Linked DNA regions of Homo sapiens: regions 1 and 2 are each linked to region 3. A link is a loop called in an ENCODE intact Hi-C map of the cell type or tissue named here. Cell type or tissue: chondrocyte. All regions are shown on one strand.

Region 1 (5,000 bases), 180 kb after region 3:
AGAGTTCGAGACCAACCTGGCCAACATGCTGTCTCTACTAAAAATATAAAAAATTAGCCAGTCATGGTGGCGGATGTCTGTAATCCCAGCTACTAGGAAGGCTGAGGCAGGAGAATCGCTTGAAACTGGGAGGTAGAGATTGCAGTCAGCCGAAATCACGCCACTGCACTCCAGCCTGGGCGACAAGAGCAAAACTCTGTCTTGAAAAAAAAAAAAAAAAGAAAATGAAAAAGTCGAGAGAGCGAGGGTAAGTATAGGCAGGGCAGGTGTGTTAATGGGCTACCTTCTCAGTGATGCCATTGAACTTAGCCAGGATGTTGAAGAGTGGCACTTGGGGAATGATGAGCTGCTCCTTCTCGTCCTTGTAGAGGGGGGCAGTAGGAAGGTCCAGCGTCAGGTACATAAAAGTGGACTCCACCATTGTCTCCTGGTACTCGTCATTATGGAGCAACTGCTCTTTTTCTTCTGCTGGCTAGAAATGAATGAGAAGAAAAGAGAGGAAAGGAGTGTGACGGGTATAGGAACCAACACAGAACCGATGTTTTACCACGCCGACATTTCCTTCATCTGAAAGAACAAAGAGAAGTGCCCGAGAGATTGGGCAGTTTGGCATGCACCACCTGGTTAGATTAACTTAAGAACCAACAGGTTTCCTTCTTTAAAGATATTTTGCTTATATACCAGACTATCTAAAAAGCCCTGAGGCCAAGTGTGATGGCTCACGGCTGTAATCTCAACACTTTGGGAACAAAGGTGAGAGGACTGCTTGAGTCCAGGACTTCCAGACCAGCCTGGGCAACACAGTGAGACTCCATCTCTACAAAAAAAAAAAAAAATTGGCCGGGCATGATGGCTCACACCTGTAATCCCAGCACTTTGGGAGGCCGAGGCAGGTAGATCACCTGAGGTCAGGAGTCCAAGACCAACGTGACCAACACGGAGAAACCCCGTCTCTACTAAAAATACAAAATAAGCCGGGCGTGGTGGTGGCGCCTGTAATCCTAGCTACTCGGGAGGCTGAGGCAGGAGAATCACCTGAACTCGGGAGGCGGAGGTTGCGGTGAGCCGAGATAGTGCCATTGCACTCCAGCCTGGGCAACAAGAGTGAAACTCCGTCTCAATAAAATAAATAAATTAATTAATTAATTAAATTAAACAAAAATAAAAATAAAAATTAGCCCGGTGTGGTGGTGTGTATCTATGGTCCCAGTTTCTGGGGAGGTTGAGGTGGGAGGATCACTTCAGCAAGGGAGGTTGAGGTTGCAGTGAACCATAATCACGCCACCACACTCAGCCTGAGTGACAGAGATCTTGTCTCAAAAAGGAAAAAAAATCCATTAAAAAAAGAAAGTGGGCCGAGCACGGTGGCTCATGTCTGTAATCCCAGCACTTTGGGAGGCCAAGGGAGGTGGATCACCTAAGGTCAGGAGTTTGAGACCATCCTGACCAACATGGTAAAACCTCTTCTCTACTAAAAATAGAAAAATTAGCCAGGCATAGTGGCGCATGCCTGTAATCCCAGCTACTTCGGAGGCTGAGGCAGGAGAATGGTTTGAACCTGGGAGGTGGAGGTTGCAGTGAGCTGAGATCATGCCATTGCACTCCAGACTGGTCAACAAGAGCAAAACTCCATCTCAAAAAAGAAAAGCTCTAAGACCATCTAGGAAGCTTAGCTGAGGGCCAGGCACGGTGACTCACGCCTGTAATCCCAGCACTTTGGGAGGCCGAGGCAGGTAGATCACCTGAGGTCAGGAGTTCGAGACCAGCCTGGACCAACATGGTGAAGCCCCGTCACAACTAAAAATACAAAATTAGCTGGGCGTGGTGGCAAGCGCCTGTAATCACAGCCACTCAGGAGGCTAAGGCAGGAGAATCGCTTGAACCCAGGAGGTAGAGGTTGCAGTGAGCTGAGATGGCGCCACTGCAACTCCAGCCTTGGCGACAGAGGGAGACTAAGAAAAACAAAAAGAAAGCTTAGCTGAGCTTTCTGAAAAAACACAGCAGCACCACCTAGTGGCCAGAACACTTAAACCAGCACAGTACATCCAACCACTAACTCCCAAACTGAAAAAGTGCACTAGTATGACAGGGACCAGGCAGAGCTGCCACTAGGCAGGTGCTTTGTTGAACCTCTTCACAGGGCAAGCAGGCTTGTCAGTTCTCTGAGCATCTCTTCATCTCCCCTACGTCCCCTCAAGCAATATGAATCAGTCCAAGACCCAGGCTCAATTAACTCACCAGATCAGGATGGGGAAGCTTTTTAGTGAAGATCCTCATGGACCCCTGGAAAACATCAGTCACAATAGCTGCACAAACAGGAAGCAAGAGACAAATTCCGTGAGGATGGAAAACATGTCTGAAGTATATTTCCAGCTTCTAAATTTCTGAAATAAACCAGCATCTTCCAGCAAAAGACACAGAGCTCTCACTAAACACAGAAGTTTCCTTTTGTACTATATACCACCAGGGTACCTTTATAATTATTTGTGTAAATAATTACTTTATTTCTCTTAAGACAACTTTTTATCCTCCATCACAGGGCCTGGTCCATAAAAGAAAAGGTAAATGTGTTCAAAATGAAGGAATGGTGATACATGAATTACAAAAAAATTCACAAGCAAAACAAGGTACAGCCAAGGAACTTCCCATAACCATAAGCTACTTTCAAAGGGAGACAATGTCCAAACTGTAATGAAGACAAGAGGACAATGACAGACTAAGAGATGGGCCAGAACAGGATCAAAGCAACAAGAGAGAAAGCACAACCAAGTTCTAGAACCCTGCCAAGACGCAAGTTAGAGAGCTCAGAGGGTTAACACAGGCTGAAGACACCTGGTAGAGAGGGCAGGGCCATCCAGTGGGAAAAGCAACAGGCCACAATCCCACATCAAGACACCATCACATCTATAATCCTAGCACTTTGGGCAGATCACCTGAGGTCAGGAGTTTGAGACCAGCCTGGCCAACATGGAGAAATCCCATCTCTACTAAAAATACAAAAATCAGCTGGGCGTGGTAGTGGGTGCCTGTAATCCCAGCTACCCTTGGGAGACTGAGGGAGAAGAACTGCTTGAACCTGGGAGATGGAGGCTACAGTGAGCTGAGACCGTGCCACTGCATAGCCTAGGTGACAGAGCAAGACTCTGTCTCAAAATATATATATAATAAAATATCATTGGGACTATAACCATATTCTAGCAAAAACTATGGAGAGGGGCCTATTCAGAAAGAACATGTAGTTTATCTATAACATAGATACTAGCCTACCCCAGATAAACAGTTAACAAAAGAATGGGAAGTTGCCTCAGCCTCCCAAGTCGCTGGGACTACAGGCACATCCCACCACACCTGAATAACTTTTGTATTTTTGGTAGAGATGGGGTTTCGCCATGTTGGCCAGGCCGGTCTCAAACTCCTGACCTCAGGTAATCCACCCACCTCGGCCTCTCAAAGAGCTGGGATTATAGGCATGAGCCATTGCGACCGACCGCAAAGTTTTTTAAAAGGGAACAAAATAACTCCTTTTTATAAGTAAATGACTTACTCTTCTTTTTCTTCTTTGTGCCCCCCAGAGCTGAGTGCAGAGCATTCAGAAACCAAGACAGAAAGTCAACGCCATCTCCTGGAAAAAAAGGAAGGGTGGAAAACGTTGAAGCTAAGTGGCATTAGAGTTAACTTAAACCATGCACTGGTTGGCATTCCTGGTTCTCCCCCTTCCTCTCTGGCCATGCCATCCCATCCCAACTGCCGTGCATCCTCCTCTATCTTATCATTAAATGCTGGCACTCCTCAAGGTCAAGCTCTCACTCCTCCGATCTTGACTCTCTCCATAGGCTCTCTGATTCATACCAGGACTGTATCGCATCACTCAGTGATGACCAAAACAAATGAATATGACCTTTTAACATCCACTTTTCTCCAGAGTGAGCTCAAACTTCCTTCTTCCCTTCTGCAGCTCATGAAGATTCCTGTCTTTTAGGAAAGTGACTAGCACCCAGACTGAAAAGGCATACAGAACAAGGGGTTCTGAAAGCAGATTGACAATATTCCATGAAAATGCTGTCTACGGAACCTGCCACTCAGACATTTCAGGGATAGTGGCTACTTTTTTTTTTGAGACAGAGTCTCACTCTGTCGCCCAGGCTGGAGTGCAGTGGCATGATCTCAGCTCACTGCAACCTCCGCCTCCTGGGTTCAAGCGATTCTCCCACCTCAGTCTCCTGAGTAGCTGGGATTACAGGTGCCTGCTACCATGCCCAGCTAATTTTTGTATTTTTAGTAGAGACGGGGCTTCACCATGTTGGCCAGGCCGGTCTCGAACTCTTGACCTCAAGTGATCCTCCCGCCTCAGCCTCCCAAAGTACTGGGATTACAGGCATGAGCCACTGCGCCCAGCCAGATAATGACTACTTTCTCTTCAACGAAGATTTGCTTCTATTTAGTTCCTCTTTGCTCACGCAATTAAAATCTCAAAGACTATAGTATATCTTCCTCAACTTCATTTCCCTAAACCCAGAGGCCTCTAACAACTCCATAGAATGATTTTCTTTTTATTCCCTGTACACAGAATGCTCTTATGTAACAAACTACCACAGCAAGAAACACTTCACACATCTAAACACTCGGCAACTAATAACCTACTAGGTCTCAGAGATGGAGGAAATTATGTTTATGTGACATCATAACTATCCTAGCCAATAGTGGCTATGACAGAAGAAACTAGACACGTTGATTCTCAGGGTACCCTGGTTTTTCTGCAACTCTACAACCCAATTATGCCCTAACTTTCCAAGCTGCCAAAAGCTGACAGGCCCCACTATCCACCTTCAGGCCATAAGTCACCTGTGGAACACAGTGAATGCTGACACTCATCCATCCATTCATGGTCCACAAAAAAATCATTCTCAACACAAATTTCTTCCTTTCTTGCAGCCTTAATATAAAACCCTGGGAGCTCAGGGAGTTGGTCCAGAAACAGAAATGTCTCTATAAACACAAGA
Region 2 (5,000 bases), 140 kb after region 3:
TCTTCTGGGATTCCTGCTTCCCCCTCAGGACTGTTGATCCACACCAGCCCCTCATCCTCACAACCAAAACAGGACAAAATCTACACCAGCGAGAATTGTTTTCTAACAGCTTCTTGTTTGCTAGTATATTTGACTGGGAAAGGAAGGTTTTTTTTTTTCCTTTGGCTTAATTTTTTTTTCAAAGTACAAAGACAATGAGTAATGACCACATGTAATTATACCAAGAAATACCATTATCAACAAGGTGATACACATCCTGCCAGTATTTCTCCAGTGTTTCGTATTGTTGTGTTTTTTTCTTTTTCATTATTAACCTAAGTTTCCTGAGGCATACCAACCTGTGTGTAAATTCTGAGTGGTGACATTTACCCTTATTTTACTGTCTCTTACCCTGTGGGCCATTGCAGTACTTTACATCCCCAACAAATTGCCCTTCAATTATGTCTGCAACTTATTCACCAAATCAGCCAGTTGTACAGTGGCAGTGCCTGGCACCACCATCTGGATAGGCACCAGCCTGTTTCCCAGGATAATTGGTCCCCAGGGTGCTGTTCTCTCTGCAGTGCCACCAGGGCCTGCTGGATGTGGCCATCTCTGCCAGGGATGCAGAGCTGGGCTGTGTCCCCTAGCACCCTGGAGGCCCCAAGGCAGCCAGGGTCTATCCTGAAATGAGAATGTCTCCCCTCCACTCTGGTTTCCCAGTTTGTTAGGCCATTTGAACCTACATGTCCTGGAGCTTTTAGCTGAAGCATCTCCTTCAGCATTTACTTGCAGACATCCTGTCACTGGGACTTGGACAAGAGCCCCTGGGGGCTGGGCTGGGGCAGACCTCCCTGTCAATTTTCAGAACTGCCCTACTCCCTGCCCAGCCAGAACACTGGGACTCTGCTACAAGTGGAGCTCCAGCCTGGTTGGAGTCTCTCTCAGCAGTTGCTCTGATAGCCTTTAGGATGGTGCCCCCAACCAGTCTGCAAAGCCTCCAGACCTCAGACTGCAGCCCTCGGTCATGTTCATTGATTCAGCAAACACCAAGTGAATGCTACTCTGTGCCAGGTACTCCGCCAGGCACTGAGAACAGGAAGATGAGTAAACATGAACATGGGGCCTGCCCTCATGGAACTTACTTTCTAGTGGGAGAGAAGACAATGATCAAATTACAAATAAGTGGACCCAGCGTGGTGAGTTACACCTGTAATCCCAGCACTTTGGGAAGCCGAGGCCAGATGATCACTTGAGGTCAAGAGTTCGAGACCAGCCTGGCCAACATGGTGAAACCCCACTTCTACTAAAAATGCAAAAATTAGTCAGGTGTGGTGGTGGGCACCTATAATCCCAGCTACCTGGGAGGCTGAGGCAGGAGAATCGCTTGAACTTGGGAGGCAGAGGTTGCAGTGAGCTGAGATTGTGCTACTGTACTCCAGCCTGGGTGACAAAGCGAGACTCCATCTCAAAAATATATATATATACACAAATAAGTGTAAACAGTAAGAAAGAACAGCTTGTCCGTGCATGGTGGCTCACGCCTGTAATCCTAGCACTTTGGGAGGCCGAGGCAGGCGGATCACCTGAGGTCAGGAGTTCGAGACCAGCCTGGCCAACATGGTGAAACCCTGTCTCTACTAAAAATACAAAACTTAGCCGGGTGTGGTGGCACATGCCTGTAATCCCAGCTACTCGGGAGGCTGAGGCAGGAGAATCGCTTGAACCCAGGAGGCAGAGGTTGCAGTGAGCCGAGATCGTGCCATTGCACTCCAGCCTGGCCTATAGAGCGAGATTCCGTCAAAAAAAAAAAAAAGAAAAGAAAAGAAAAATGAGGGAAGGGGAGGGGAGGGGAGGTTAAAATGTTGTAAAGCCCAGGTACTCGGTGCTGCCGCCTGTAATGAAGGAGCGCCTTCCTCAGCAGGTGCGTGGGCCCTGGGGTGTCGAGAGACTGGACCCCCTGGTGTTCCTTTAGTTCAGCAGAAACAGCTGCCCCAAGAAAGTTGGGCTGCAGCGAAGTCCGCGAAGGGCAAGGTGTGGGGATCGCGCTGCCCAGGGCGGTGCATCTCCACCTGGCTCCCGGGCGCCACCTTCCGGTCCTGCTTTGGAATTGCACTCCCTGGCCGCCCTGTGTTTGCGAGTGAGGGTTGGGAAGGCTGGGTGGCGTCCTGCCAGGTTGCTTCCTGAGCAGAAGTTAAGCCTGTTCCTTCCCAACTGGAACATTTAACAGCCAGGGAGAGACCCCAGAATTCTCTTTTCTCCTGGCATGATGATGGGCAGTGTTCAAGACGACCACTGCAAGTCAGCCTGTGCCCCGGGGTGACTGTGATGAGCAGAGTCCCTGGCCACACATAATGGGCCTGAGCCTGGGCATGGGACGTAGCTTTGTGGCCCTGAGCCACTACACTTAGGGGTTTCATGGTAATTTCCTGGAGACAGAGGCTCCTAGTGGCTGAAGGAATGTCTTTGTTGTGTTTTCTCATACAGGTGGCTTGGTGAGAGCAGGGCTGCGCTGCCCCTTCTGTCACCCCCACCCTGTGCCTGGAACAGCACTTGGGCACAGAGCCAGGACCCATCAGATTCAGCGACCTGACCCCATCTTCCTGGGAAAACACTTGTTCGTTCCTGCAGGAATGGCAGCTGGTGCCCTTCCAGTCAGAATCAGCTTCTCTTTTCCTGTTGAAGCCACCATCACTGCTCCCTTGTCCTAAGGCAGCTCAACTAAGGAGGTGCCCACTCGGCCTTCCCTGCTCCAGCCTCAAGATGCCTTCCTCAGGCTCCACATTTTCCCTCCATACTTTGCACCTGTTCAGGGCACAGCCCTCATCATGCCCCTCAGGACTCCACTTGAGGCCTCTTACTTCAGGGAGAGACCAAGAAGAGGGGCCTGAAGCACTTCCTGCAGAAAGGAGACCCAGCCCCTGCCAGAGGCCTGTGTGGCTTCTTATCTCCTTAGACCGGAGCAGTTGGAGGCTGGGTCAGAAAGGCAGAAAGGAACAGAAACCAACAATGGGCAGGAATGTCCTCCAGCTACAACCTATAGGCGCAGCTACAGCCAACAGGTGCAATTTTAGGGACATTTAAAAGGGTCATAATTCCATAAACAAAATGCGGTGTATGCACACAGCCTTTAAAAGGAAGGAAATTATAAGAGATGCATGATAACATGGATGAACCCAAAAGACACTCTGCTAAGTGAAATAAACCAGTCACCAAAGACAAATACTATATGAGTCCACTTCTAGGAGGGACACAGAACAGTGAAAATCATAGAGACAGGAAGTAGAATGATTATCAGGGGATGGGGGAAAGGAGAGTTAGAGAGGAGAAGTAGAATGATTGTCAGGGGATGGGGGAAAAGAGAGTTAGAGATGGGAAGTAGAATGATTGTCAGGGGATGGGAGGAAAGGAGAGTTAGTGTTTCATGGGCACAGAGTTTCTGCTTGGGAAGGTGAAAAGCATTCTGGAGATGGATGGTGGTGATGGTTGCGCATCAATGTGAATGTACATAAAGCCACTGAATGTACACTTGGAAACGGTTAGAATGTAAATTTTTTTTTTTTTTTTTTTTTTTAGATGGAGTTTCACTGTCTGTCGGCCAGGCTGGAGTGCAGTGGCGCAATCTCGGCTCACCACAACCTCCACCTCCCAGGTTCAAGCAATTCTCATGCCTCAGCCTCCCAAGTAGTTGGGATTACAGGCACCCGCTAGCATGCCCAGCTAATTTTGGTATTTTTAGTAGAGACGGGGTTTCACCATGTTGGCCAGGCTGGTCTAGAACTCCTGACCTCAGGTGATCCACCCGTCTCGGCCTCCCAAAGTGCTGGGATTACAGGCGTGAGCCACCACTCCTGGCCTAGGATGCAAATTTTAGGTTATGTGTATTTTACCACAAATGAAAAAAGAAAAAGATTCACAATTCCAGTCAGGAGAAAGGCACTGTCTTCTATACTGCTCAGAGGAGATGTCAGCATGACATCTTGGGAGACCTATTGTCAGTGTGCATTAAAATTTAAATATGCTAGGCCGGGCGCGGTGGCTCACGCCTGTAATCGCAGCACTTTGGGAGGCCTAGGCGGGAGGATCACCTGAGGCCAGGAGTTTGAGACCAGCCTGGCCAACATTGTGAAACCCCGTCTCTACTAAAAATACAAAAATTAGCTGGAAATGCTGGCAGGTGCCTGTAATCCCAGCTACTCGGGAGGCTGAGGTGGGAGGATCACTTGAACCCCGGGAGGTTGAGGCTGCAGTGAGCAGAGATCGTGCCACTGCACTCCAGCCTGGGCAACAGAGCAAGACTAGCACTAGAGCTACCAGAGGAGTCCCAATACCTGCTTGGACAACGTGGATAAAGCTGTGACATCTGGAACAGCTGTAGCCTTTTCACTGCTATGGAGGAAGACTTGGAGGCTCCAGACAGCAGAGGCTGAGCACAGGGAGAAACCATATCTTGGTGACATGATTTGCACCCGTGGATAAACTTTGCCAGCAACTACTTGATCAACTTCCAGATTTTTCAATTACATGAACCAAAAATCCTGCCCCTGCTTTTCTCTTTGAGACAGAGTCTCACTATGTTGCCCAGGCTGACCTCGAACTCCTGGGCTCAAGCGAAAATTCCCTTTCCTATAGGTCAGTTTGCATCGAGTTCTCTCTGCTTTGTAACATAAAAATGTCGGACAACACTTTCTTTTGCAATCAGAATTTAACTAATTAACACAAAAACAATAAATACATTCCCCAAGGTCAAATCTTCTCTTACCAGCTTTAAGAAAGCCTGCAAGTTATTTTTAGTTCTTCCTTTGCCCTCAGATGTTTCTGGCTTTTGAATAAAATATGCAAGTGCCGTGTTGAGCGAATTCTCACATTAAGCTTGTCCTGAATGGGGTTAAGATATCAGGACTACTTGAAATTAGAAAATATTTTTGAGCCCCCACTATGGACAAAGCCCCATCAAGGGTGTGATAAGAGCCGAAGATATCATTAGATGCAATTTCTGCTCCAGGGGTCAATGAGGAACA
Region 3 (5,000 bases):
AAAAAATTAGCCGGGAGTGGTGGCGGACGTCTGTAGTCCCAGCTACTCGGGAGGCTGAGGTGGGAGAATGGCGTGAACCCGGGAGGCGGAGCTTGCAGTGAGCCGAGATCCTGCCACTGCACTCCAGCCTGGGGGACAGAGCGAGACTCCATCTCAAAAAAAAAAAAGAGTGCAGCCTCTGGAGTCAAAGAGCCAAGCTCCAGTCCAACTTCCTAGACGCAGGGCCTCGAGCAAGTTACTAACCTCCCAGTGCTTCTCATTAGTAATGGAAGAGAGCATTAGTGTAAAACACCATACAAACGTTAGCTATTCGTATTAATATCTGTCATTGTGAATTGTTTTGTTTTTTATTTTAATGTCTGAGGGCAGTCCAGAAAGGGCTACTCACAGTTGCTTGGGTTTTAAATTAATGTTCCATTAAAATGAAATAAACTAGTTATCCTTAGCTGTTATGTTCAGTCTACAAATCTTGTTATTCTGTTTATAAATGGGGCAAAATAAAAACAGTGACCTTCAATTTTCTTTGATTAATGAGCTATTAACTCAACTTGAAGACTCTGTTTCCTTAATAATTATTTGTAAATTTAATTAATTAAATTCTCTTAAACTCTGAACTGCATTATAAATGTAATATATTACATTTCTTTTGTAAGCACTTCAGTTGCCTAACAAAGCAATTGTATTGCCTTAACAAGCAAAATATCTTCAAATAATAAATTCTTATAAATCTAAGAAATAAAATGTTATTAAAATAGTGAAGCATCAGTTTTCCTTGAAATTCCAATAATTATTCAGAAAAATAAGGTCATTTTTTTCCCTTTGCAACTTAAAATCACAAGTCTAAATTCTTTTAAATTTTTTTTAAATTTTAGATTCAGGGAGTACATGTACTCGTGTGTTACATGGGTATTATATGTGTAATAGTGGAGACTGGGTTTCTAGTGTACCCATCATCCAAATATTGAACATTATATGCAATAGGAGATTCTTCAACCCTTCTCCCTGCTTCAACCCTTCTCCTCCTCCCTCCCAGCCTCCTCCCCAGTTTTGGGGTCCCCAGTGTCTATTATCTCCATCTTTACGCCCATGTGTACGCATCGTTTAGCTCCTACTTATAAGTGAGAACATGAGGTTTTTGATTTCCTGCTTCTGAGTTAGTTCACTTAGGATAAGGGCCTCCTGCTCCATCCATGTTGCTGCAAAGGACATGATTTCATTCTTTTTTATGGGTGCATAGTATTTCGTGGGGTATACAAACCACATTTTCTTTATACAATCAACAGTTGGTGGACACTTAGATTGGTTCCATGACAAGTCTAAATTCTAGTACATATTTAAAACTGGAGGCATCAGGCTAATCTGTCGGTCTTTAATGTTAGATTCTTTAGACTATTACAGTATTTTAAAGAAACAAACATACGAAGATTACTCCTAAACTTAGCATGAAAGTTTTGCTTCTAAAGGCTTACCTTATTTCACTATCTTCATGTTTAAACTCAAGCTTTCCCAGGTTAGAAAAGGGCTCTCGAAGCAGCAGATGCACCATCTCCAGCAGGACGAGGGTGTCACCCTTGGGTAACTGGTGACACTGGGCTGGCAGTTTCATTGCCACGAGTGCTTTTTTTTTTTTTTTTTAAGAGAGCTTAGTGTCTTCAAGTTGAGTTAATAGCTCATTAATCAAAGAAAATTAAAGATCACTTTTTATTTTGCCCTATTTATAAACAGAATAACATGATTTGTGGACTGAACATAACAGCTAAGGATAACTAGGTCTCTAATTTGGATCTCTAACCAAATCTCTTGGTTACAGATTTAAAACTGAGGACTGCAGATCTGGCTGTTGCAGAGTCCAGAGGGCCACAGTTGGACCTGCCAGGCCATTTTTATAGTTGTGATGACAATAAGGGGTCCCCAAGTTCATTCTTCTCAGATAGGATTGGCTTTGCAACCCAGGCTCCTGGGCATTTAGCCCCTTCCCCAATTTTCCATAACCTCCTTTTAACTTTCACTGCTTTAGATGGGGAGTGGCATGCCACATTCGTCACAACCAACTCCTTGCCCCAAGTTTCTGCAAATGGATTCAACCAACCTGCTCCCTGTCTGGGCCGTGTCTTGTTGGCTTCAGTTGCAGCGTGCAGGGCACTCCAAGGACACAGCACTTTCCCACGGGCACGTGTGGCTGCCCAGCACAGAGTTTAGAGGGGCAGGAACTTTTCCTGAGATAATCATTTGTCTTTTGTTCTTGACATATTTTCCTTCCCTGTTCAGCCAACCTTTCCTTTCCTGCTTTTATTTTCTAGGATCTGGAGCAATTTAAGGGGATTAGGCTGCGGGTTGGGGAGGGGAGGAAAAGGTTTGAGAAAGGTTTTGAGAGAACTCCATGGCTGGGAGCAGCAGTACCTGCTGAGGTGGGGGCGGGGGAGCAAGACCTCAGATGGCATAGCCAAGCTGTAGGGGGCCTCAGGGGAGCGAGTGGCATGGCCTCAGGCCCAGGCTGCCAAACTGGGCAAGGAGGCAGCACAGACCCCCTGAGGCTTGGACACGAAGCTCTCACAGTGGTGCTGACGCACTGAAGATTTAAACACTACTCCCTCACACCCATTTTCTGGCATCACCTTAGACTCCCTGGCTCTTGCACAGGCCTAGGGAGGAGCAGCACCCACTCCCATCTCCAAAAGCAAGTCAGAATGAAGTTTTCTGCAGCCCAGCCAGAGGCGGAGTCAGATCTAATTTGATTTTAATAGAATAAAGAAGGGTACTGTTTCCAGCATCCCTGAGTCCTGTTATATTTTGCATAAAATGATTCAGTCTGGGGTAGAAGGAAGGGCATTGCAGGATGAGTCTGGCTCTGCCATTTAATAGCTACGGGACCCTGAGCAACTTTCTACACTCCTCCTAGCCTGTCTTCTCATTTGTAAAATGGGAATGAGTTTCCCATCTACCGGGGTCCCTCCTGCTCCTGAGCCCTGGCTGCTTGAAGTGGAGGTTCTGCTCATGCCAGGTGTGAGGATCACCCTCCTCCTGTACCATCGATGCCAGCCCAGCCTGGACAGCAGAGGGCGCTGTCACGCCATGCAGACTGTTCCTGTTCCAAGTCCACCAGCTCTCCCGGCTGTACCCAGCAGCTGATGGTGGCCAGTGTGCATTCTCCCTTATTCACTGGAGCAGTCCAGATGCCCTGACCCTCGATCTGCCAATTTTTAGACACAAGTAACACGCCCCCAAGTTCTCTGGCCCCCTTAGGCTCCTTACTCGTGATCCTCAGCTGCCTTGGCACTGCGCCCTTCTGGAAGCCCCTGGGGTGGCTCACGTGTGGTCCCAAACCAGTCTGCACCCATAGGGCACCACTGCAGCTCTGCCAGATGTCTGGGGTATCCCACATGGCACCCCAGACTCCCAGCAGCCTCCACCTGTATATGCATCCCTCCCCCAAGCGTCAAAGGTGTGAAGTGGTTGGGGCCAGGAATACCCCCACTCTAAGGGGTGGGGAGACTCAACTACGAGTCCTGCAGAGGCCAGACCAGGGGACGCCAGCCTTTCCATCATCAATTCCTCCCTTCTTACTGCTGGGCCAGCTCACTGGGTCATCCTGTCACCCCTCAAGTCTAGCTCCCCACCACAACTGTGACTCCCACTTAAACCAACACTTCAGCTCCCACAGTGTTCCAGGTGCTCTCATACCTCTCCTGTCTCTCAATCCCAAAGTAAAATATACATGATTACCACCATGGGGGAACTGAGGCTCACAGGAATGTTAAGTGATTTGTCCAAGACCTCATGGAACTGCAGTATCAGGACCCACACCCAGATCTCTGGATTCCAAGGGCCATGTTATTTCCATGACACTGTCGTGCCTCTTGGGTGTGGGCACTGGGGGTTTGGGCTGTTTGGGGGAAGTGGGATGGCAGCTCTAGCTGCCCAGCAGAGGTCTGGGAGATCCACTATGTGGTCTCAGGCCTGGCATGGCCCACACTGAGGTTGGCATCATGTGGCTCATGGGCAGGCCTGGAGCCCCTCTGATCCCAGAATGGAAACCCTTTGCAGGCTGCTGGTATAGGGAAGCCCAGCCAGGAGCTCACACACCTGCCGTTACCTGAGGTTTCTGCCATTACCTGAGACAGCATGGGCTCCTGGGAGGCCCTGATGACAGAACAATTAAGGGGGTTGTAGGGGGAAGGGTGGGCAGAGGAGTTACACCCCCACGTGCTTGGCAGCAGACGTCAGGAACACGGGGTGATGCCCACATTGTCTCCTGCCTCCTTATACAAACTGTCTGGGGCTTCTCTTTTTCCTTCATACAAGTCACCAGTGAGGACAATGTCACCAATCACCCAATATTTACCACCAATGAAAATTCGTTTCCACAAATGGGAGACCCTGCTCTGCACAAGAGACTAGACCAGACCTGTAGGGTTTGGGGGATTTTTTGTTTTTGTTTTTTGAGATGGAGGCTTGCTCTGTTGCCCAGGCTGGAGTGCAATGGCATGACCTCGGCTCACTGCAACCTCCGCCTCCCAGTTCAAGCAATTCTCATGCTTCAGCCTCCTGAGTAGCTGGGACTACCGGCGCATGCCACCATGCCTGGCTAATTTTTGTATTTTTAGTAGAGACGGGGTTTCACCATGTTGGCCATGATGGTCTCGAACTCCTGACCTCAGGTGATCCACCCTCCTCAGCCTCCCAAAGTGCTGGGATTACAGGCATGAGCCACTACGTCTGGCCTCAGATCTGTAGGGTTTTGACGAGTGACCAGAATGAGGGAAACAAACATATCACAGACCAGCGTGGCCCAAGTCGAAGGAAGGGAGGCTGAAGGCACTGGTTGGGGGTGGAAGTGTTGCAGCTCAGAGGAGAAGCCAGCCCCACCGGAGGGGTGGCCAGTGAGTGGCCTGATGCACAGGCAGGCAGCCAGCGAGCTTGGGGGTGGGGGAGAGGCTGAGCCAAGGCCGAGAGGTAGGAGGGGGCAGCTCGGGCTCTTGGTGGGCCAAGGTGGGAAGTGC

Evidence for each region. Peaks named below come from ENCODE experiments on the same cell type or tissue, not always from the same donor. Only the 100,000 strongest peaks of a DNase experiment are listed, where the experiment ranks them.
Region 1: a loop joins it to region 3, with 7 times the contacts of the local background. A loop is called at or near these places in 75 of 110 quality-filtered maps.
Region 2: a loop joins it to region 3, with 5 times the contacts of the local background. A loop is called at or near these places in 18 of 110 quality-filtered maps.

What each region holds. Positions count from the first base shown.
Region 1 is chr2:85,634,675-85,639,674 of GRCh38, reverse strand. It overlaps USP39 (ubiquitin specific peptidase 39), which reads right to left. Exons shown (of 13, transcript NM_006590.4): 7 at 3,545-3,622; 8 at 2,239-2,306; 9 at 284-472. Among named protein-coding and RNA genes, the nearest start is that of USP39, 21 kb to the right of the region's middle. In chondrocyte, CTCF peaks have their summits at 1,780 and 2,016 (motif pointing left); no DNase peak of the experiment used is centred here.
Region 2 is chr2:85,676,442-85,681,441 of GRCh38, reverse strand. It overlaps LOC105374842 (a long non-coding RNA gene), which reads right to left and starts at 94. Exons shown (of 3, transcript XR_940317.3): 1 at 1-94. In chondrocyte, CTCF peaks have their summits at 1,824 and 2,066 (motif pointing left); DNase peaks (open chromatin) are centred at 2,041 and 2,401.
Region 3 is chr2:85,812,445-85,817,444 of GRCh38, reverse strand. LOC284950 (a long non-coding RNA gene) reads right to left here and starts at 2,315. Exons shown (of 3, transcript NR_038888.1): 1 at 2,090-2,315. In chondrocyte, CTCF peaks have their summits at 2,795 and 3,043 (motif pointing right); a DNase peak (open chromatin) is centred at 3,072.